2 separate regions of the Homo sapiens genome follow, and region 2 is linked to region 1. Evidence: chromatin loops called from intact Hi-C (ENCODE). Cell type or tissue: mammary epithelial cell. All regions are shown on one strand. Each heading gives the region's core, and the rest is flanking DNA. Links, peaks and the distances in the headings are about the cores only. Region 1 has its middle 110 kb from the start of GDF10. Region 2 has its middle 140 kb from the start of PTPN20.

Region 1 (8,400 bases), core at 75-8,074:
AAGGGAGGCGTTTAGAGCAACCATGTGCTAGGAACTGCCTGGGAGTGAATGAACCACAGAGAAGCGGCAGTGTCCGCAAGCGTGCACCATGCAACATGTCTAAAGGCAGAGGCAAGGATGGCTGCAGAGGTGAAGCAGAAAGGTCCTTTTCACTCAGCAGCCTTGCAGAGCTTCATTGAGCAGAGCTCAAGGGGATGTGTCCCCCTCATCTGGCCACTTTGTTGCTGGCCCTTTGCTTTGTCACCATGTGGCACTCTCTCTTTCTGTCTCACACCTGCCCCCTTCTTTCTCTCTTTCTCATCTGAACTCTAAAGTGCATATACACCCCACTCACCTGAGCAGGGTGCCCAAGTGAAGGGGGTGGTTTGCTAGAACCCTTGCCCACACTAGATGCTGCATCCATTCCTCCACGTTTGTACGTATTGCAGGGATACCTGGTTTGAACTGCTGACCTCATATCTTTACCGTGACCTCGGTGGGCCAGAGATGCAGGCAGCTGGCCATGAAGACGCACTTCCCCGAGGAAGAGGAGACAGGCTCACCCGCTGCAGGGCAGTCCCACAGCCTGCCTGCAATGGAGCCTTCAAGAATACAAACACTTCTAGAACAAGTTATCAGGAACATGGCATGGTTGGGCCTTCTCTGAACGGGCCCCAGGTGAAGTGGGCCTGGTCAGACACCATCTGGCCAGACATCACCTCTTCTGAGAGCCTTGGCCTCTGAGAGAGGCCTTGAGCTGAGGCAGGAGGGCCAGTGTGTGGGGCCACAGCAAGGGGACCCCCTGTGTGGCCACTATAGAGGGAAACCACGATGGATCACTGGCTTCTCCTTCATCTTCTAAATGCATGTCTTCTGAACACCTACTGTGTGTCAGGTGCTCTGACAGAAAGATGATCTCTATCCTCAGGGTAAGCCATCTGATAAGGGAGAAACATCTGCCAACACCCTCAGCCACAGCGTCACTGGGCTCAAGGGCCACAAAGGAGGCAAAAGCCTGCAGGGAAGTGAGGCAGGGGTGGCGTCTCCTCCTCAGAGGACCAGGCAAGGGTTTCACAGTGGCAAGGCAGAAGTTGGGGGGTGGGGAAGAGGAGGTAGGGTGGAGGTGGGGAGAGAAGAGGGACTAGCCCCTGAGGTGAGGTTCTCACTGGGAGACTGGATGATGGCTCGGCCACTGCCATCCTGAGCTTCTGCTGGTACCTGAGGCCCCACCTTCCTACCAGGATATGGTGAGGGCGAGTTTGCACAGGCCTGCAGTGGAATTACCTCAAGACCTTCTGGGACAATCAAGTAAGAAGGGAAAGGGAAGAGAAAGAAGAGAGGAAGAGGAGAAGGAGAAGGAAGTGGGAAAGGTGCAAATAATTTATTTCCTATCACACCCTGAAAATTATTGCAATCTACTTGAAATGTTTGATGCCACATGCACACAAAGAAACCATTGTCTAGATGCTTGACCTTCCGGTCTGTGACCCAGTCTTTGACAACTCAGTCTTGAGACCAGGCATCATCTTGCCAGACACAAAACTTCTGCTTCAGGTCAATTTCTCTCTGAGACTGGGAGCTGCATAAGGGCAGAGCCTCGGTCCACCTCGCACTCCATCGTGGTGTCCTCAGAACCTCACAGGTGCTCAGCCACTCAAAAATATTTGCTGAATGAATAGAATAAAACTAAAAGTTAAGGGAGAAAAAAACCCTGAAGATACTGAGTTTCCACTAATAATTTAAGACAAGATGATGTAGCAGGAACACAATCAATGAATGCTAAATGAATGGATACTTGGCCTAAAGGGAAATGCTGTGGGGTGAAGGTAAGGCTGGGATGCTAGGTAGGGGGGCATGGTATTCTCTGTTCTCTAGGGAAGATGCTCAGAACATTCCTTTATCAGGGCATCCCAGCTCTCCAACACAGCACAGAAATTCCACAGCACAGATGTCCTGCATGATATTCCAGTTTCCAGGGGCCATCTCCTGACCCACCCACTGTTGTGTGTGTGATGGGTTGGTTTTACACCAAGGATCATGTTCTTTATCGGAGAGATAAGGCTGTAGTCTAGGGGATGGTGACAGCCATTCCCCAGGGCTAACTTTACCCCACATACTAACTTCTCCCATCTTGTTGTCCTGGATGGAAGAAATATCCTCTGTCATAAAGAATTATTCTGACACTTGTTAAAAATTGCAAGACTTTATTTGGGATTATTGCAGCAGGGGAGAGAGATTGAACTCAACTTGGAATATACCAGGGGCAAGCAGGAATTTACAGAAAGCAGGGAGAAGGGGTGGAGGGAAAATTACTGGGAGGAGTTTGGGTAGGAATCAGGGGTGGAGGAAGAGGAGTTTGATCAGCTATCAAGGATAGGAAGATTTTCATCAACTGAGTTAGTAGGATTCTTTGCTAAAACTGGGCTTAGCCTGCTAAGGACAGACCAAGGCCAAGATCTAGGTGGAAAGAGGGTTCAGAGGAGCCTGGTTAAAATTTTATCAAGGAGACAGTCTTTGCCACCCTTGACGAGAGAAAGGCTTGCCTGAGGCACAGGTTTGCGTGGGCACGGAAGGGAAAGAATGATTTGAGTGAAGCACTGTGGAGTGCCTCAGAGGGTTCTCAGGCTCCCAGGGAGATAAGCCAGGACTGTGGGTTAGGGGAAAGATCTAGAAGAGGTGGCAGGAAAAAGCTGGGCCCCAGGGATCCTGGTGTGTAGCCCAACACAGACATTTTCCCGGTGAATAGAGGATATACCTACAGCACTCCAGCTGTGAGACCCCAGTGAGCTGCAGGCACTGCCACTCAGAGGGAGGAGCAACAACAGGCAGGGGCCGTAGCCTGGGGCAGGGCAGCAGCTCTGAGCCTGCAGAGGTGGCATCAGCAGCCAGAGGCAGATGTGCTTGGGAACCTCAAGGTGGAGAAGGAGGGCTGCCACCGACCACCAGCAGACACCCTGGGGGGCCGATGAGTCAGTGGAGGTATCTGGGGGGACAGTGGTGGCCCCTCGGGAGTTCTGTGAGCTGGGCTAGAGCCAGAGAGTACGGAGCTAAAGCTGTTGGGTCCCATTCTTGGGTCACAGCCCCCAGGTGGGCTTGGACTTCTGGAGCTTGGCCTGCATCCCTGAAGTCCTGGAGAGTAATAACAGACAGTCAGGTCGGAGGCCGAGGCCTGGCTCAGTGTTCATGATTAAGGACAGAGTGCATTACTTTCCCCGGACTTACCATCCTATGGCATCAGCGTGGATGAATGCTTTACTTTAAAAACCTGTTTGAAAAAGGCAAGTCTTCATGCCATTTCTGCCCAGGTGTTCCATTTTTGGGAACTTTGCCAAAGTAAATAATATTAAACAGAAAACAAGCTTTATGCACGAAGATGTTTATTGCAGTGGTACTTATATGAGCACAGAACTGCAAACAATACAAATGTCCCACCACAGGGAACGATGATTAAGTTCTTTCATAACCCACTCGAAGTATTTACTCAACCATTAAAAGTGATTCTTACACATTCTATAGCAACAAGGAGAAATGTTTAAAATGAGCAAAAAAGTGGGAAACATAACTGCATATATACTATGTCTGTGTACAAGTAAATAAAAATTCAAGTATTTCTGCATACAAGAAAATAAAATTGAAGAACTTCAGAGTTCCAATAGATTTAAACGTTCCTCTGTTAACCAGGAAACCTGTCTGTCCCGCACCTCCTAACTCCAGATCATACTCTACAAGGCAGCACCCCTGCATGGCTCAGGTCAGTACACATGTCATTGAGGCATCTGGCCAGTAAGGATACTTGCTTGCACCAAGTGACCCTGACAGGCTCCACTGGTCAATATGAGTTAGGTTAGTGCAGTAACAACTAACCAAGAAATGTCAGTGGCTCCAAACAGCGCGGGTCTGTTCCTCACTCAGGTTACATGTCCAGAGTGGCTCAACTGGGCACTCTGCTCCTCACTGTCTTCACTCAGAATGCAAGCTGCTGGGCCTGGAGGTTTGTGGGTCCCCCTTGCAGATTGTAGAGGGGCAAGAGATGTAAAGTGGCTCCCATCCATAATTAAATGCTCCATCCTGGAGGCAGCTCACATCACTCCCACTCACACCCCACTGGTCAAAATCAGTCACATGGCCTTCCCCACTGAGGAGGCTGGCCTGCTCTGTGCTGGGAAGGAGAGAGGGACTGGCTACCTCAGGGCACAAGGGCCCCGAGGGCTACATTGGCCACAAGGGCCTGCTGTGAGCTGAGTGCTGCCAGGAGATCCCTTGGGAAAGTTTCCTGGTGTCTATGGCTCGGTGTCACCCTTCAATGCCCTGACCATGGCCTAAGAAAGGCAACACTATACATGAGGTCCCAGATGCACCTTGAAACCACAGCAAATGACTCAACTGCCATCCTTATTTTCCGTTTTCCAGGTTCAAAATGGAGATATTTACCTTCTACAAAATTATTGCTTCTGGGGCACTTTACAGAGTGGGAAACATGTTCACACCCAGGCGGCCCAAGGGCCATGCCTGCTGCTGAGCTACACGGTGCCACGTCCAGAGAGCCTCTCCATCTAGGCTTGCTCTCCCCCCAGAGCTAGCTGCCTTGTCTGCAGGGACCAGCTATTCCCCAGAAAGAAAAATAAAGTTCTAATCAGAAGTAGTGAGGATTAATTTACTAAGCTTTATTTCATTCTTGGCACTATTAGGACGACAAAGTTTACAAATAAATGAATGAGTAAAGCAGAAGCAAGATGAAAGCATTTGTAACAAAAGCACTGTGTCTGTGACAGCTGAGGAGTCTGTCTCTGAGTCTCTCTCTCTTTCTCTCTCTCTTTCTCTGTCTCTCTTTCTGTGTGTGTCTTTTTCTTTCTTTGTTTCTCTCTGTGTCCATCTGTCTCTCTCTCCGTCTCCCTCTCTCATTGGTCCCACCTCTGTCCCACAACCATGATAGTAACGGATTTATTTTTGCTTCAATGTTATGTTGTCAGCATGATGATTAACTTTTCCTATCAAACATGCTTGAACTGAGATATATCCCTGCCCACTGTCATGCCAGGCTGAGCTCTGAGAGATTTATCAGGAGGAGGAACCTGGGGGTGGAGAGGGCCATGTTAGTTTTGGATAGCTACGAAGCTTAGTGGATTAAAACAATGCAAACCTGTCATCTCAGTTTCCAGGGTCCAAGATTCCAGGTGCAGTGGGGTGAGGTCCTCTGGCCAGGGTTACCCTGGACTGAAATCATGGTGGGAGCTGGCTGGCTCATTTGAATGGTTGGCAGAATCCAGCACCTTGTGGTAGTAGCACTGAGGTACCTGCTTCCTTGAGGACTGTCAACCAGAGGCCACACTCAGCTGCTAGAGACCCGGAAGGCAGTCCCTGGCCCTGTGGTGCCCTCCAGGGGTGTGGCTGCTTGCTTTCTCCCAGACCAACAGGAAAGCTTTGGAGGTGTTCCCGTTAAGGTCTCACCTAATAAAGTCAGGCCCACTTAGGATAATCTCCCTTTTTATTAAATCAAAGCCAAATGATCAAGGACTTCAATTCTAGCTGCCCAGGCCCCTTTGTCAGGTACAGTAACCTGATGACAAGGGTGATTCCGCAGCGTATTCACGGGTCCTGCCCATAGCCCAGCGAAAGAAATTAAATGGGTGTTGACACGCAGGGGCAGGAATCTTGGGGCCATTTTAGAATCTGCCCACCACAGGTGTCCCCTCTTCCAAGGTCAATGGATTCACAGTTAGAGGAAGCCTCCAGACCACACACACTAAGCTGTCCTGGGCAGCTGCAAAGAACCATGTTTTCAAGGAGAGTTCTTTCTTGCCGGGAGGGCTTGGTCAGGAGAGGGGCCTTCTGCAGTTCCCAAGGCAGAGGGCTGGAGCAGAGAGGAGATGGATTTCTCATTTGCAGGCGCTGTACCTCCTTCCCTGTGCATCTTCCTAAGGAAGTGCAGGGGCGGGGGAGCAGGGCAGCCTGTGGGAGGGCAGGGCTGGGAGATTAGGGCAATGCCACACACAGAGGGGCAGCAGACCTCAGACCCCTGGGGCAGCCACACTAATATTTTCTTCTCCCCAGTCAGGGGAAACAGAGGGCAGGAGGCCCTGGAAATGATAGCATATGTGTGTGGGGCCTTGGCACACAGCGTGAGGGGTGTCAGAGAACTCTCCCCACTTTGGATACAGATGCCCTGGCCTTGGTCCAGGGGCCATCACTTGGAGGCATGCCCCACTCAACTCCCTGTCAGCAGGGCTTCCGAACAGGGACCACGGCCCAGTGGTCAGAATTCAGGTCTCTGTGAGGCTGAAACCCATGTGGGACCTGAAAGTCAATACTGAGTCTCAGTGACTGTCCTGGGGCTGGAGCTGGGAACTTGGGTTCTCTCTCACTGTTGGCCTCGGGCAGGTCACTGAGCCTGGCTGAGCCTCAGTTTCCACCTCAGAATATGGGGGTAGGTGCAGGATGGAGAGAGACCTTTATGAGAGCAAGTTTTCTGATGGCCACATATAGTTGATGTGTTCCACATGCCTTTTGCTCCCGGAGACCACACTGCAGATCTGTGTGGCAGTGACCTGCTCCGCTCCGCTGGGGAGAAGTCGAGTCTGCCTGAACTGGTTTGAAAGATCGATCTCTCCTCTGCCTGCCTGTGTCTGCCATCTCTTGCATACAATTAGGACAGCCTTTACCAAACAGAGTCAAGGAAACCAAAAGTGACTCTCCTTCCACCCCACCATGAGTGGAAGCTCCCTAAGGTCTTTATCAGAAGGAGATGTTGGTGCCACACTTCCTGTACAGCCTGCCGAACCATGATCCAAATAAACCTCTTTTCTTTGTAAGTTACCCAGCCTCAACTATTCCTTTATAGCAATGCAAATGGACTAAGACAGTGACCTTGGATAAACCAGGGCCGTACTCTGAGCCTCAGTTTCCCCATTTCAAAATGAGGAATTTGGGCTGGTCCTACAATATCCACTACGTAGCCTAAGGTCTAGGGATAAGCCCACTTGATTCTGGGACAGCCTGCTGTGATTTTTTTTTTTTTTGACAAAGTCTCTCTCTGTTGCCCAGGCTGGAGTGCAGTGACGTGATCTTGGCTCACTGCAAACTCTGCCTCCCTGGTTCAAGTGATTCTCCTGCCTGAGCCTCCCAAGAAGCTGGGATTAAGGTGCCCACCATGATGCCCAGATACTTCTGGTATTTTTAGTAGAGATGGGGTTTCACCATGTTGGCCAGGCTGGTCTTGAACTCCTGACTTCAGGTAATCTGCCTGCCTCGGCCTCCCAAAGTGCTGGGATTACAGGCGTGAGCCACCATGCCCCGCCCCTTTTTAAACTAAGTTGTCTAGCACCAGCACTTAGTGGGCCCCAATATCTCCCTTACTAAAACTAGGCTGAATAATGAGAAAGTCTCTGGGGAAGCCCCTCAGGTTGGGTAAGGATGGAGGGTCAGCAAGAGCAGACGGCGTATGACAGAGTTCATCACTGAAGACAACCTCCCGAGGCAAGCAGGGGTCTCTGCCTGAGGCTTCCCAGGGCTCCCCACCCACTACTGGACACTTCCGCCTGTGCTGCAGCCCATCTCCCTGTCATCTGCATGGAGTTTCTGGGGGTTTCTGGGGCCTGTGCAGGGGACCCAGTAGAATGCTCACCTTGGGGCTGTGGGGCAGACACAGCTGGGCTCTGATGCAAATTGTGTGAACCAGAAATCCCAGCCCTGGCTTCCCGGCCTGGCATTGCTGCTGTGGGACCTGGGGACCACCACCTGTCTTTCCAAAGTCAGTTTCCTCATCTGCAAAATGGAGCCAATGAAACCAGTTTCTCCTGGGTAGACTGAGAATGAACTAATCCAAAATGGACTGGGTGTTATGGGCTAAATTGTGACCTTCCCCCCAAACAAATTCATACATTGAAGTCCTTAACTCCAGTGCCTCAGAATGTGGCTGTATGTGGAGATAAGGCTTTTAAAGAGGTGACTAGGTTAAGATGAGGTCAGTAGGGTGAGTCCGAATCCAATATGACTGATGTCCTTATAAGAAGTGATTAGGGCACAGATGGACACAGCAGTAAGACCGTGTGAAGGCACAGGGAGAAGGCGACATCTCCAAGCCAAGGAGAGAGGCTTCAGGACAAATCTACCCCGCCGACACCTTGATCGCAGGCTCCAGGGCTCTAGAATTGTGAGAAAATAAATGTCTATGGTTTAAGGACGGTCTGTGGTGTTTTGTACGGCGGCGCTTGCACACTAATAGATGGGAGATTGGTTTTGCATTAGGCAAAGGGGAAAACCCTGGAGGAGGGTGCTCTGCCTTGCCGCTCCTCCTGAGGCCCCCAGCCTGGTGTTCCCAGGCCTGCCCCATGGCCTGTAGTGCTCTGTATCCAGTGCAGAACAGCCAGCCATGCCACTGGCAGGGGAGTCCACGGGTCCAGGGCAAAGTTGTTTTGATTGTAG
Region 2 (8,400 bases), core at 233-8,232, 140 kb before region 1:
CGGGTAGAAGCTCCCTTGGGCTGAGTCAAGACCTGCCCTTCCTGCCATGTCATCAGCATGCATCGTCCCCTGTGGCCTCCATCCCGTGCAACTTTCAGGGCACCATGAGTGCCGCAGTGTCTCCTGCAAGCTGCTGCTGCTGGACTTTAGAGAATCCATGCTGCACTTTCCCTTCTAAATCAGGAGCCTGCGCTGTGGGCTGTTTGCTCCATCTCCACTCACCCTGCCCTGGGAATTCATGACAGGTGTCTCTGAGTGGTTCTCCAGAACTCATCATTGGCATCCCATGGACAAGAAGGAAAATAATTTGTTCCCTCTTCCCAAAAAAATGTGTGTAAACAACATAGGCCTTGTCTTTGATGCGAGCCAACTCTCTCCAATTTGATCTGTCTCTAAAGAAGTGAGACAGTGCAGGGTCCCCCTGGGTGGGAGTGATGCCTGACGGGAGCCTGGAAACTTAGCAGCGATGCCCTGGATCGCGGCTCTGGCGTTGGGCCCACCTGGCAGGGGAACGGGGAGAAGCTTTCCCATTGTCCTGATGCGATTCTCCCAGCTGAAACGAGGCTGGTGCACATGTGGGCCGACACTGATGGGATCCAGCTTGCCAGAGAGGTGCACTCCCCCATATGAGCTCTGGTCAGCAGGCACTTACCGGCATTCACTGAGTGCCCACTGTTGTGCCAGGCACTCACGGGGTTACTGGAGGAGGGCACTGGAGGCCTTCATGTTTCCAGGGCTAAGACGAGGGTGGGAGCCTGTGACCTCCATCCCTCCTGGGGCCCCTGATGCTGCCTGATGTGATCCTGAGTCGTGGAAATGAATCCAGATGTGCACACTCGCTCACCTGTGAGTGATGGCCATCCCTCTGATGGCCCCCAGGACCCTTCCCAAGTGAGGATCTTAGTCCCTAAGTTGGGTTCCCTGGCGCCTGACATCTGAAGATTAGGAGCCACCCCAATGACTGGAGGCATTTCTACTGCTGACCCAAGGTGTTTAGCATTAGGAAAGTGCCCTGCAGATGTCACTCCATGTTGTTTGAAAAGAATTGAGATATCACATGAAATATATTTCATAATCCAGAGGAAGTTGGGAGAGGTGTCCTGGGCTCCAGCCCCAGTGCCAGGGGTCTCCTGTGCTTTCTGTGAGGCAGGGTGAGCCTGGGATGGGGTGGGGGCCAGAGCCTTCCACAGGTTTCCCTGTGGGCCAACCTCACCTTTGCTGCCTGGGTCTGGCCATGGTGCTCCATGGGGTGTGGGCCCCAAGCTCACAGACTATGGCAAAGACAAGCCACAGAGAGGAGGCAGCCAGTGGTTCCAGGCAGCGATGGGCTCAGTGCCAGCCATTCCAGGCACCAGCATCCTGCATGTCTCAGCTCCCCTCTCCGCCAGACTATTCTCTGTCCACAGCACCAAACACCAAAGGAAATAAGCTCTGAGAGGCCCAAAGTGGCTCTGGGTGGCCCACCTGAGCATGGACTGGGCCAAGTCCAAGGCACAATCTGGGGCAAGTTGGAGGTCAAGGCCAGATCCCAAATCACAGAACTGAGTCCAATGTGGGAGCTGGGCTGTAAGAAGGAGAAATCAAAGGTTGAGGACAGGGTCAGCGCAGGGAGGCCTCAGAGTGAGGAGGAGACTGGTGATTCGCCTCACTGTCATTGGTCAGCTGGTATGGGCTATGTGGGCAGGTGGATTGGGCTCTGAGGTTCTGGAAACCAGTCATGCCCCATGCAGATGCATGTATACAGACCCGAGCCTCCAGGCCTGATGGGAGGGACCCCTCCAGGGGGACCTTTACAGGCAACACCGAGCTCTCAACACCTGCATCTTAAGGCTCCGAGGACATGGCAGGTGTGGCCCGTGAGTGGCAGGGCCTCCACGTGACCACAGCTTGGGAGGTGTGAGGGGCTGGCTATAGAAGGCCAGGCAATAGTGCAAGAGGTAGGGAGGCCCCAGGGTCAGGGCAGGGGCTCCCTCCAAAGGGCCTAGGGCACGGGACAAGAGGCCAGGCTGCTGGCAAGCTCTCTGTCCTCCCCGCAAAGTCTCATAGAGGAAATCTGTGTATTGAACATGGCCCTGCCACCCTTGGCCAAGCACCTACTAAGGTGCGTTGGCCCTGTGAGGGGCTGGGTGTGAGGAGGTGGAGAGCCTGGGCTTATAGCAGAGCCTGTCAGAAGTCCAGAGAGGGCCAGAAGTCCTGGGTGGCCCAGTAGGATGGGTGAGGAAGGTTCTTGGGGAGTGGAGATACCGGTAGCAGACAAGTGCACCATTCCTGGGACTCAGAGAGGGACCAGCACTGCTCAGAGTCATGGTAAGGAAACATGGGTGGTAGCACTGGGCCCTTGAGGCCGAGGGGAGGCTGACATCCAGCTGGGCAGAGACCACACCACTGGGCCCAACATAGTCAGAACCCAGGAAGCTTAAATTTGGGGACAAACAGACCCTAGGTGGAGGCAATACCCAAGAATATGTTAAAAGGGAACTCCACTCACTGGTGTGAGGCACTGCTCCTGGGCCTGAGTGTGCATTTTCCCTCGAATCTCCACGTGGGCCCTTCAAGCTTGATAGCCAGGAGGGCATGAGGAACCCACGGTCCTGACACTTGCCTGGAGTCACACAGCTGCTTTGAAGCATCCAGTGATGTGAGTGTAGCTCACTGGGTCCCCAAACCCATGCAGGCCATGACCAGTTTTGGGTGGTGGAAAGAGGTGGTCAGAGGACCCAGAGGGCCCAGAAGTCCTTACAGGAAGGGCTGTTGCCAGCTGGGAGCCCGGGCTAGGCCTGTGCATCCTCTCCCCACCTCCCCATTTCCTCCCTTCCCCTGTGCCCTGGGCCAAGACACAGTGCCAAGCGAGGGGACTGCGGTTGCTGTGGAGGCAGGAAAGCCCAGGGCCCGGCTGGAAGGTCATGTGGGAAACTTCTGCTTGAGGGGAGCTGCTCAAACGGGTCACTGGGCCCCTCGGGTACCAGACCTTGTTTTCCTGCGGCCTCCTCCAATGGATAAGGGGCACTGGGGTAGGGGCTTGGCTCCAGCAGCCAAGGCGTGAACAATGGTCTCGCTGGCTGCCCCGTCATGCCCCCTCCTCAGCCGCTGCCCTCCCGGAGGACCAAAGCTGCCATGTGAAAGCGATTTCTCTGAAAGGCTTCTCTGGGGAAACTGGGCGTCGGGGCCTATGCTCACCACACTCCCTGCATCCCTCCTTTCTGTACAGAACCCTGAGTGTGGGCGGGAGGGTGGATACCACAGAGGGTGTTGGGGCATGGGTGCTTCTGGGTGTGGGGGCTCAGATGAAGAGGTGAGTGGCCTGGTGGGTCCATGTGCAATGGGAATGGACGAGGGCCTCGGCGTGAGTCTTCCATAGGAACGAGGGGTCAGGGCTGTAGGGGGACTCTGTGAGGCTGAGTATGCCTGTGCAGGTGGGGGGCTGTGAAGATGTGTGGGAGGCTGCTGTGAAGGGTGCTTTCTGGGAATGGTGCTGTGCTGCTGCAGTTTGCTTAGAGGGCAGATTGAGTGGGAGTCAGGCAGGCAGGGCTGCGTCTGCAGGTTGGGTCTGATCACCCAAGCCTTTCCCTGGGCTCTTTCTCAAGGACAGGGAAGCCCTGGAGGTTGTGGAGCTGGTGGTGAGAATGCTCGAGCATTCTTGGCAAGAGTACTGGAGTGTGGGTGGTGTGCGGGATGGATGGGTGCAGGAGAGTGCAGAGATAGGCCACGTGGTTGGGCCCTGGGTATGTGTCCTGTTGGGGGCGTGAGGACCTGGTTGAGGAGGAAGGCACAAGGGGCAGTTCTGTGGGGGTGAGAGCCATGGGAGGTGGGGCAGGAGGACTATGGCAAATTGAACACAGAGAGTGGAGGTGGGGAGCATCCAGGTAAGGTGAGTCTGGGCCAGTGTGTGCACACTGCAGGTGCTTGTTAATTTGTTGATTGGCTATGTGATTGATTTGTTGGTGGTGCCAGTGGGCACAGGGGGTCCTCAAGAGAGGTGTCAGAGCACGTTTGTATGTTAGAGAATGAGAAATGGCCCATGCATGCACACCCCTATCCCTCTCCCACCCCGCCCAGCACTCCCCTGCCTGGCTTCTGGGGAGCTGCTGCAGAGGAAAGCCCTGTGAGCTAAGCCGCATCATCGTCATGGCCAGCAGGGGGCGCTGTGCCCTTGGGTGGCCCAAGCTCTCCCAACAGCTGGAAGATTGGAAGATACGTTTGTACATTTTTGAGTACGTGCCCTGCTCTGACATTGCTTAGATGGTCATCTCGCCCCCATCCTAGCTGACAACCCGTCTTCACTACATCACCTCCATGCTAACAATACCACGGGATGTCACCTGGGGGTAACCAGGGCTCCTGGACCCCTCAGCTCTGCTCAGCCCTGAGAAAGGCATGCAGAGTCCCCGACGAGAAGACACCCGGAGCTGGGCATGAAACTAAAGCAAGAGGAAGGGAAGGTGGCCCAGTCCCCAACCTGGGACCTGTGGCCACATGGGAAAAGCAAAGTGCAACACAGAGGGTGGGGGCTTCCATTTGGGGGTTCTTTCAGAGCTCAGGGTGGGACCCCAGCAGAGGCTTCAGGCTCTGTCCTCACAGCCTCTGCAGCCCCAGGGCCTCCCACCAGGGTGTGGTTTGCTTGAGAGTGGGTAACAGCAGCACAGGGTGGCATCAGAGGCAAGGACCAGGGGCCCCAGGGACAGCTGCTGGGACCCTCAGGTTAAGGCAGTGGCCCCAGGAGAGCTGCCTTACCTCAGCTCAGCGTTGCCCCTCACTGCAGAGTGGACTCACTGATAGTGAATGAGATCAAGGCCAAGGTGGGTGCTGGTGTGGCCTAGGGAGGCATTCAGCCCAGCCTGGGGAGCTGGGGTTGCCAGGCACAGCCCCCAATACGAGGTATGTCTGAACTGGGTTCTGAAGGATGAGAAGGAGTTGCCTGGGCCAAGAAGGCAGTAGTTGGGGGAGTGTTCTTTTGTCCACAGAGTCCATTTGAGTCAAGGAATGGCATTGGCAGGCCGCCTGCAACACCGAGAGGAAGAGGCCAGCACTGGGTTGGGCACCCCTGCAACACAGACAGGAAGCGTGGGCTGGGTGATGGAGGCCTGCAGGTCCTCTCAAGAGCAGAGGCAGGGCAGCCCCTGAGGAGGGCGCTGGAGCCTGGGCCCACACATGTTGGAGCCATGGGAGGGAGTGTCGGTCCAGGGCCAGAGGCTGAAGGCACTGCAGGGGGGTTACTGCAGCTGGCCGGGTTTCTAGGTTTAATGTTGAGACCGACCAAATTTGAATCTTGGTTCAAATCTTGGGCCCTTCCGGGGACAAATAGCTCAACTTACCTGGAGCTCAGGATTTCATCTGTGAAGTGGAAATAGGGGCTGTGTGAAGTGGGGTGATAGCCTGCCAGGGTGATTCATAGGGTGAGTTGAGATGACATTTGTAAGCCCTTGTCAAGGTGCCTCATGCATAATAGGTTCAACAAATATTAATTCCCCTTTCTCCTCTCCTTCTCCTTCTCCTTCTCCTTCGCCTTCTCCTTCTTCAAGGATTTCTGCACATGGGTGAAGCTGGGAGGGAATTTATCTAATTGTCTAATTTTGTCCTTTTTTATCTAGCATGAGATAGTGTTCCCATTTTACAGATGAAGAAACTGAGGCCAGCCAAACTAAGTCATTTTCCCAGGCCACACAGCTAATGAGTAGCAAACTTACTAGCTGCCTTTCATGTCTGGGGAATGGGCAGCCCCATGCTAGGGCTTCCTTAAAGGCCATGGGACTTGGTCCCTGGAAGGGTGTGCCAACTGGGTTGCCTGAGTGGAGCAGAAAGTAATTGTGTTTAAACATGAGCTTTGGTAACAGCAAACAAGGGCCATGAAACACCAGCAAGTCTTTCTCCTCCACAGCCTGGTGGTCCTGGGTTTCCTGGGGCTCGGACCTCTGCTTTGTGACCAGCTGGGCAGGTGACAGACATGAAGAATGACCAGATGTCTACACCGGCTGACCAGCCTGGAGGCTGTACTGCAGGTGGGCTCCTGCCTCAGGGTCATCTGAACACTGGGACAGCTCCGGGGAAGGCAGAGCCCCATGACCAGGATGAAGGCGAGGGAGGAGCATGGGCCCTGGAAGCAGAGGCCCCCCTGCCAGCCCTGAAGGTGGCTGGGGCCCAGGGGTGGGTGTTAGGGGACACCAAACAGAGGTCATGAATGTGCTGTGCTGGCCAGATCCGTCCTGCTGATGTGTTTTATTTGGCTTGCAGAGTGCTTCTCAAAAAACTTTGAATTATGTCTTAACATTTTCATATGAAAATCTAGATCTGCAGTTTCTCCTGAAAAGTTGGAGACTCTGGCCACAGATGTGAAAGGAGACGTGCGGCAGGAGAGCGGCTGCCCAATCTAGTTGGTGGCAGGTTCCTGCAGACCCCACCACTCTCCATAGTGCTCCCGGCACTGCCATTCCCTGCCTGGGCCCCTCGAGGCCCCTCTCTTCACAGACATGAGCCCTCAGCCCCTTGCCCATGACCCAAAATCTGGCTGTGATTTCCCACTCTGGCCAGTTTCCCTAGAGGGGGACATGAGGGACGTGACACACACTCAAGGTCATTAGTCTCAACAGTCTGGGACTGAGTGTGAGGACCAGGGAAAGAGGGCTCTTGCCATCCCCAGAGCCAGTGATTCAGAGGGTTTTGGTGGGGGGCCTGGCTGGAGCAGACACCATGGAACCTGAGGGGCTTTGGGAGGCCTTCTACTCTCATGCAAGAGCAAAAAGGCCAGGGCTGATTTGTCTAGCCACATGGTGACGTGGAGGAAAACTCCATCATCCCCAGGGAAATGCAAGGAAAGGGGGAGGAAGGAGAGAGAAAAAGAGAGGGAGAGGAGGGAAAGAGGGAGAGAGAGACAGAGACAGACAGAGACAGAGATATAGAGAAGGATAAACAGAGAGGGAGACAGAGACAGAGAGAGAAGAAGACACAGAGAAAGATACAGATAAAGACAGAAAAGAAGAGAGAGACAGAAATATTGGGAGCTTGACAGCCACAGAGCGAGAGACTGAGTGTCTATGATGGGCAGCCAGGTCCCTCCTATGGGGCCTGTGGATTCTCTCTTGACAGCTGGATGGCCACTCCCCTCTCCTCCTCCTCAGGCCTGCTGCTGGCTCCAAGGAAGCTGCTGAGATAGGGATAGGGAGAGAGTTCCATGCTAACAAAATGGTGCATACCAGGTGCTCAAGATAGCTATGTGGAGATAGATGCCTACTGCTCTGTCTCCCAACAGCGCAGATTTCTGTTTGCCAGAGGGAGATCACCTTCGCTGGCTTGGAAAGTGCCAGGAAAGGGCCAGTGTAGCCAGGTGGGCTTCTGCAGGTGGCCAGTGGTCAGTGGAGGGGCTGGCACCTTTCTCGGCAGCAGAACCACTTGAGAAGGCCCGGCCCCTCTCTGAGACCAGGCTTCGGCCCCAGCACCCGAAGCCAGCCCCAGTAGGACACAGACTGGGGCCTCAGGATCATCCACAGTAAAATCAAAACCAACTTTTTCCACGGTACCAGGCCAAGTGTGATAAATTTGGAAAGTAATATTTGCAAACCGTTTCCCGGCATCTCACAGCAGATTGGCTTGGTGCAGCTGGCATGGCGTGCCCAAGTGTGTGCGGCCGGGACTGAGGGGCTGCTGGGACTGGTGAAGGTAGGAACGTGGTCGGGAACACCAATTGCATTTCATTAGAGGCTGGTGATGGGGCACTTCCAAGTGGATGGTTTGGAAGCCCACGACAAGGCAATGTGGGGGGCCAAGCCAGACTACATTATTCACAATGTGGTTTTCTAGCTGCTTCCAAATTTGATTTTGCCAGTTGAGGCTGAGCGAGTTAATCCCCTGGACTTCATCTCTTGTGCCTCAATTTCCCAAGCTTCTCCAAGGTGTTGCCCTTTCCTCTCTGACCACTAAATCTGTGGGAATGAGCTCGAAGCCTGCACCCAGTGCTTCCTGTCTATGCAGCATCTGTATTGACCAAGTCACAAACTGGTCTAAATAATAAATAGGATCAAAGACTGACCCCTGGATGGGGTTGGCTCCACCGCATTTCTGTGGCTGTCAGTGGCCTTGGCAAGCTGATAGGCGCATCAAAACCTCTTTGGTATAAAAGTCCAGATGAGGGAGATCAGAGAGTGTGTGGGTGCAGAGCCTCTGGGGAGGACGGGTTTGCAGGCTACACTGTGTTCAGGTGCCCAGGTCAGTAGGGATCCTTCCCTGCAGGTGGCCTCTGAGATGCCTTTCACCCACCCTGCACTTGTGACATCTTGGCTTGTACCTGGGGACCTCTCTCTGCACCGTACACAGAAACAAATCTCTACCTTGATCTCCTCTGGCCCTCCATTTTCCCTGCGGCACATCCCTTCCTGAGATTGGGCCCCAGGGCTCCCCTGGCCAATGTAG

The links. Hi-C counts contacts between places; a loop is a spot of excess contacts. Peaks named below come from ENCODE experiments on the same cell type or tissue, not always from the same donor. Only the 100,000 strongest peaks of a DNase experiment are listed, where the experiment ranks them.
Region 2: a loop joins it to region 1, with 2.4 times the contacts of the local background. A loop is called at or near these places in 3 of 110 quality-filtered maps.

The regions. Positions count from the first base shown.
Region 1 is chr10:47,187,141-47,195,540 of GRCh38, forward strand. No RefSeq gene overlaps it. Among named protein-coding and RNA genes, the nearest start is that of GDF10, 110 kb to the right of the region's middle. In mammary epithelial cell, for the core only: no CTCF peak of the experiment used is centred there; a DNase peak (open chromatin) is centred at 3,321.
Region 2 is chr10:47,043,637-47,052,036 of GRCh38, forward strand. No RefSeq gene overlaps it. Among named protein-coding and RNA genes, the nearest start is that of PTPN20, 140 kb to the left of the region's middle. In mammary epithelial cell, for the core only: a CTCF peak has its summit at 4,137 (motif pointing right); no DNase peak of the experiment used is centred there.